Linked DNA regions of Homo sapiens: region 2 is linked to region 1. The links are chromatin loops, found by intact Hi-C in ENCODE. Cell type or tissue: PC-3. All regions are shown on one strand. Links, peaks and the distances in the headings refer to the core of each region. The heading gives the core; the rest is flanking DNA.

Region 1 (2,915 bases), core at 299-2,798:
AAAAGAGGTCAGACGGGGTCCTGACCAGCAAGTGCCCACATGGGATACCTGCCTGGTGGTCCCTCTGCCATCTTGGATGTAGGGCTGGTGTGACCTGCTGAGCTCTAGGGTCCTCTGGAGATCTGTAACAGCCCCTTTATCAGAAAGGAATTTGAGGTCAAAGGCCTCACGTAGGACTCTGATCAAAGCCACATAATTTTTTTTTTTAGACAGAGTCTTGCTTTGTTGCCCAAGCTGGACTGCAGGGGCATGATCTTGGCTCACTGCAACCTTGCTTCCCAAGTTCAAGTGATTCTCCTGCCTCAGCCTCCTGAATAGCTGAGATTACAGGCATATGCCATCACGCCTGGCTAATTTTTGTATTTTTAATAGAGATAGGGTTTCAGCATGTTGGACAGGCTGGTCTTCTGACTTCGACTCCTGACTTCAAGTGATCTGCCCACTTCAGCCTCCCAAAGTGCTGGGATTATAGACGTGAGCCACCGTATCCAGCTTCAAAGCCACATACATTTGCAAACAACACTTTATAATTACCAGAGCCTCATCATGAGCTCTGGGAACTTGGGCTGGAGGTCCAGGGCTCAGGACAATAAGAGCTCCTCAATTCTGATGCAGATCAGACTGAGCTCTGGTCTTCTGGTCCACCAGCCTAAAAGCCCTTACTTAATTGGACACAATACCAAAGAAACTCAAAGGATGTGATAGTCACCTGGTATGAAAACATCATGAACAACTGTAAAACAATTTGTCATATAGCATTACTAACTGTTTCTGTTATTATTAAATATTCACATGGAAAAGTAAAGTCGTTTGTACTCAAAATGATTGCCCTAAAATTCAGTTGCTGTTGGGACACATTCAAATTCAAGAAACTCTGCACTTAACACACCCTAAACGCTGAGCACTGGACTGGGGGGATGCTAGAAATGCACAGGTGAATGACCTACCAGCCCTTGATGTCCAGGAACTCACAGTGTGCCGGGTACCAGGTACCAGACAGGTACTCCAGGATCCAAAACCACAGGCTGTGTGCTGGTATGTGTAATGTCAGACTCACTCCCTTTGGCATCTCTCCTCTCTCCACCTATTAATATTTCAGAGTTTGGACTTTGCTGGATGAGTCATTTGGCACCAATAAGCATTTTGAAAAGGAAGGAAGCAATGAATAAAAAACTAAACACACGGAGTTCACAAATGTCAGTGTTAGGTCTAGGTCATGGAAACAGGAACTAGCAGCCCAGATGATAGCCACATCTCATCTTCTTTGCTGTTTGCATAGTGACTATTCCCAGCTCGGTGGCAACTCCATGTATCTCTTTTGCCTCACGTCTCTGAAGCCCAGTGTTTACTGCAAACTGTAATCTAAAAATATGTTCTTCCAAAATTCACTGACTCACCCCTGTGTTTCATCAATCATTCAAGGAGCCACCGCATCCGGTTGATCACTCCTTTCAAGATGCAAGAAATGTTTATCCTAAGCCAACCCTTCCTGTCTGCAACCTCTAGCCCCAACAACCCAAGCCAGGCCCTCTGGTCTAAATTCCTGCCATAGCCTCCTGGCTGGCCTCCTTCCATTCAGCCTCTCTCCACTTCTGTACACCCCATGGGTCCAAGGTCAGACAACTACTACTAAAACATACATCTGCAGTTGGAATTTCCTGATCCAAAATATTCAGTAGGATAACAGAAGTGAATACAGAAGCTGAAATGGCCTTTCTGCCTTGAAGATGGCAATGCCCTGGAATGCTTCTCCCCACACCCTGAACCAGGCCCTCACATTTGTCACACAATGGACAAAAGAGTCCCAGTATAGACTCCAGCAACTAAATAGCCATATGTCTAAATGTTACCATGAAATGCAAATATGCCCTAGGAAGGTTCTATCCCAGCAGTTCTCATTCAAGACTGCCTTTATGAACATCAGACATCTGCACAACACTCAACAATACCAGCCTTACAGATCTGACTTCTATTTTTAAAACACCAATTCATATAATGGAGTGCTAGACAGCTATAAAGAAAGAATGAGCATGCTCTCTGTATTGACAGGAAGCTTACCCCAATACATCGCTAAGTTAAAAATAAAAAGCAAGATACATACTGTGTTTTGTGCTGCCTCTGAATAAAAATGAAAGAGGGATATTCGTAACATATCCATAGAAACCCTCAGGATACATAAGAAAGCTTATTAGCTTTATAATAGGAACTATATAGGCACAATTTATTTAGAAAAGGGGGTCACAGAAATATCCCACACTGATGGGCAACAAGAAAGAGAGGCTTCTCGCTTGATATGAGTTATACTTTTAAAAATTATGGGACTATATTACCTATCAAAAGGTATTTTTTTAAAGAGGCAATTGATTACCTCTATGTTCTTCTTCCAAAATCACCTAACTCTGTCTAATCACGGGAAAAAATCAGAAAATCCCAAGAGGGGGATGATCTACAAAATATCTGACCAGTGCTTCTTAAAACTGTCAAGGTCATAAAAAACAAGGAAAAGACTGAGAAACTGTCACAGCCATGGGAACCCAAGGTGACATGACAACTCAATGTATTGTGGTATCTTGGATGGGATCCTAGAACAGAAAAAGGACTTAGGTAAACACTAAAGAAATCTAAACTGATGGACTTTAGTTAATAATAACATATCAATATGGTTCATTAATTATAATAAAGGTACCATACTAATGTAAGATGTTAATAATAGGCAAAACTGGGTGTGAGGTAGATGGGAACTCTTTGCACTATCTTCTCAATTTTTCTGGAAATCTAAAACTGCTCTAAATTCTTTGAAGGCTTTTTTAAGGGCCAGGCACACTGGCTCACTTCTGTGATCCCAACAATTTGCAAGGACCAGGTGGGAGGAGCAGTTGAGCCCAGGAGTTCAAGCTACAGTGGGCCATGATCAC
Region 2 (2,915 bases), core at 264-2,763, 66 kb before region 1:
GATGGAAATGGACTCTTATGTTCTACTCAGGCCATAAGCCCCATGTTCTGATATAAAGTTTGTATTATTCCTGCTACCCACAGAGTCTCTGGAATCAGAAACTCTTAAGACATTTCAGGCAGCAGGAACCGTGGAGATGATGCAGCCCAAACCTCTCATGTATGGAAGCTGGAGGTCAGGGCAAGGAAAAGGTGGCCTGGGACCACTCTGCTGCACAGGACCGGGTGCAGGCTTTCTTGACCCACCCCAGGGCTCTTTCTAATCCCCACACCTGATATGCACTTCTTTCTTTGGAAATTGGCTCTCTGTCCACAGATAAGGTAAAAAACAAAAATAAAAAAATAAAAAGGAATTTGGCTCTGTGACTTTGGAAAGAGATCATCAGGTTGTATCGTGGTTGTAAGGGTCTCTGCCCCCAAAACTATGAGTGCTGGAGGGCAGGACTGTGTTTTGCTCACTATTTTATTTCCAAGGTGCAGCATGATCCCTGTCACACATTAGGCTGTTGGTATATATCTGTTGAATAAGTGAATGGATGGAGTCAAAGTGCAGTTCTTACACATGAAGACTTTTATGTGTGACTCCTAAAATTCCATTAACTCCTACCAGATTCGCCCCTCAAGGTGCACTCCTTAGTTCTCCAGTAGGAAACAAGATGATGTTGGGAATGTCAGAAGTGTAAAGGCTATTAAATACTCGGTCAGGTTAGGTCACATCTGCAATTGCTTTAAGTCGGGCCAGCTGTGGAGTGGGTGGGAGCAGACTTTATGGCAACAACAAAAAGAGAAACATGTGCTCTGCTAGAGAAAAATACACCACAGCTTCTGAAGTCACCCTCCACATGCAGCTCCAGTGCTTTCCAACTCATTCTGTTCGCTCCCACACTGAAAAGAGGCCTTTCTGGGTGCAACATGAGGCCAGCCCCCTCTGCACGTGTGGACCCAGGGCTCCACGGCTGAGCTCAGGAGGGGATTCTCTCACCAGCACTTATTACAGAGCAAAGCACCACATTGCCAAACTCCCTTGGGAAGACTTGGTGATTTCTCACAGTGAAGAATTTGGCACAGCAAGAAAAAATGTATAAATCCAACTTGATTTCACACTCGGAGAGATGTGTACACCAGACTTGATTCTACAAGACATGAAATTAAACATACCCTTTCCATTTTGCTCCCTCCTCAGCCTGGCCAAATACCACAGCCATTGCATCTGTTACATATGTTCCAACCCAAATCTGCTCAGAATGTCCCCACAGATGGTCTGCCAGCACTCTAGGGGAGGTAAAAGCCAACACCCACACTTAGTCATGTGTTGCATGACTCATGAAATCCAACACAAACCACTCGGACGGTGAGGTGACAAAAACACAAGCGGTCTGGAGAGAGCTGTGACTGGACTCTGGCCGGATGCGGAGCAGGTGAAAGGAGAGCAGAGCTGACGAAAACCTCTCCTGCTGCCCCGGCACACCCCACATGGACCAGGGGCCCGTGCTGGGGCTCAAAGTTGGGAAAAGTCCAAGTGCAAGGAGCTTGAAGCCCAGCCCAGCCTTTCCCGTTGGCCAGGACAGGAGCAAGTAAGATGAGTACTTGGAAGGAAAAACCCAAACTGTTTTTCCTACTCTACTCTCACACACCACTCAACACAACACTTCTGACACCAGATGTGAGGATTTTTCCCCCACACACCATGCAATTCTCTACTGGACACTGGTTGGTTATCTTCTAATTCAGCACAATTCTGACACTATCTACCTGGACATAGTGTCAGGTCCCACAGGTGAAGGGCTCAGCCCACAAGACTGCCCCCACCGCAGATGCCAATCACAAGTACTAGGTTGTCATCTATACTTCCAACTGATCGGCTATAAATTCAAATTCCCATGACCCCTCTCCTTCTTTCATCAATTTGCTAGAATGGCTCACAGAACTCAGGGACACAGTTTGTTTACACTTACCCACATATGAATAAGAGATAAAGGCTGCAGATGAACAGCTAGATGAAGAGAAACAGGGCAAGGTGTGTGAGGAGGGTGCAGAACTTCCCTGTCCTCTCTGGTGCCACTCTCCAGGAACCTGTCCCACAGCTTTCCCAAGGCCCTCCAAATCCAGGCCTTCTGGGTTTTCATGGAGGCATTGTTACATGGGCATGACTGGTCACATCTCTGGCTACTGGTGATCCACTCAACCTTCAGCCCCTCTCTACCTCCCCAGAGGTCATGGAGTGGGGCTGAAAGTTCCAACCCTCTAATCACATGGCTGGTTCCCCTGGCAACCAGCCACCATCCTGAGGCTGTCCAGGAGCACCCCCCAAGAGTCACCTCATTAGAACAAAAGATGTTCCTATTACCCAGGAAACTACAATGGTCTTGGAAACTCTGTGTCGGGAACCAGCGTTAAAGACCAAATATAATAACAAAAGATTCTCCTAGTGTCCTTATCTATAAAGGTTTTAGGGGCTTTATATTAGGAACTAGGGGCAGAGACCTATATATATATCTTATCGTACCACAGTATCACAGGTTCTAATCAACACAGGAAACCAACATACCCCTGACATGGCTTTGACCAACTGAACTTGCTTCAAATATCTTGCAGTTTTACATTTCTATATTTAATATATATATTTTAAATTTCACCTGAAGGGAGGGGTGGAAGAAGGGAATTATCAAGGGTCACTTTTTGGAGTAATGAACATGTTCAGTATCTCTATGGTGGCGACGGTTTCACAGGTGTATACCTGTGCCAACACTCATATTATACACTTTAAATCAGTACAGTTTGCTGTATGTTAATTATATGTCAATAAGGCTTTACAATTCTTTTCCAATTTAAAAAAAAAAAAAAAAGAGACAGAGTCTCACTCTGTCACCCAGGCTAGAGCACAGTGATACAATCATAGCTCACTGCAGCCTTGAA

Evidence for each region. A loop is a pair of places that touch in the nucleus more often than their neighbours do. Peaks named below come from ENCODE experiments on the same cell type or tissue, not always from the same donor. Only the 100,000 strongest peaks of a DNase experiment are listed, where the experiment ranks them.
Region 2: it touches region 1 in a loop (5-fold over the local background); 8 of 110 quality-filtered maps call a loop at or near these places.

Annotation. Positions count from the first base shown.
Region 1 is chr3:124,877,656-124,880,570 of GRCh38, forward strand. The region is part of intron 1 of ITGB5 (integrin subunit beta 5); the gene reads right to left. Among named protein-coding and RNA genes, the nearest start is that of ITGB5, 8.3 kb to the right of the region's middle. In PC-3, for the core only: no CTCF peak of the experiment used is centred there; a DNase peak (open chromatin) is centred at 1,266; H3K27ac peaks cover 1,750 bases.
Region 2 is chr3:124,811,650-124,814,564 of GRCh38, forward strand. The region is part of intron 8 of ITGB5 (integrin subunit beta 5); the gene reads right to left. Among named protein-coding and RNA genes, the nearest start is that of ITGB5, 74 kb to the right of the region's middle. RefSeq lists an enhancer at 809-1,413. In PC-3, for the core only: no CTCF peak of the experiment used is centred there; a DNase peak (open chromatin) is centred at 1,352; H3K4me3 peaks cover 402 bases; H3K27ac peaks cover 2,022 bases.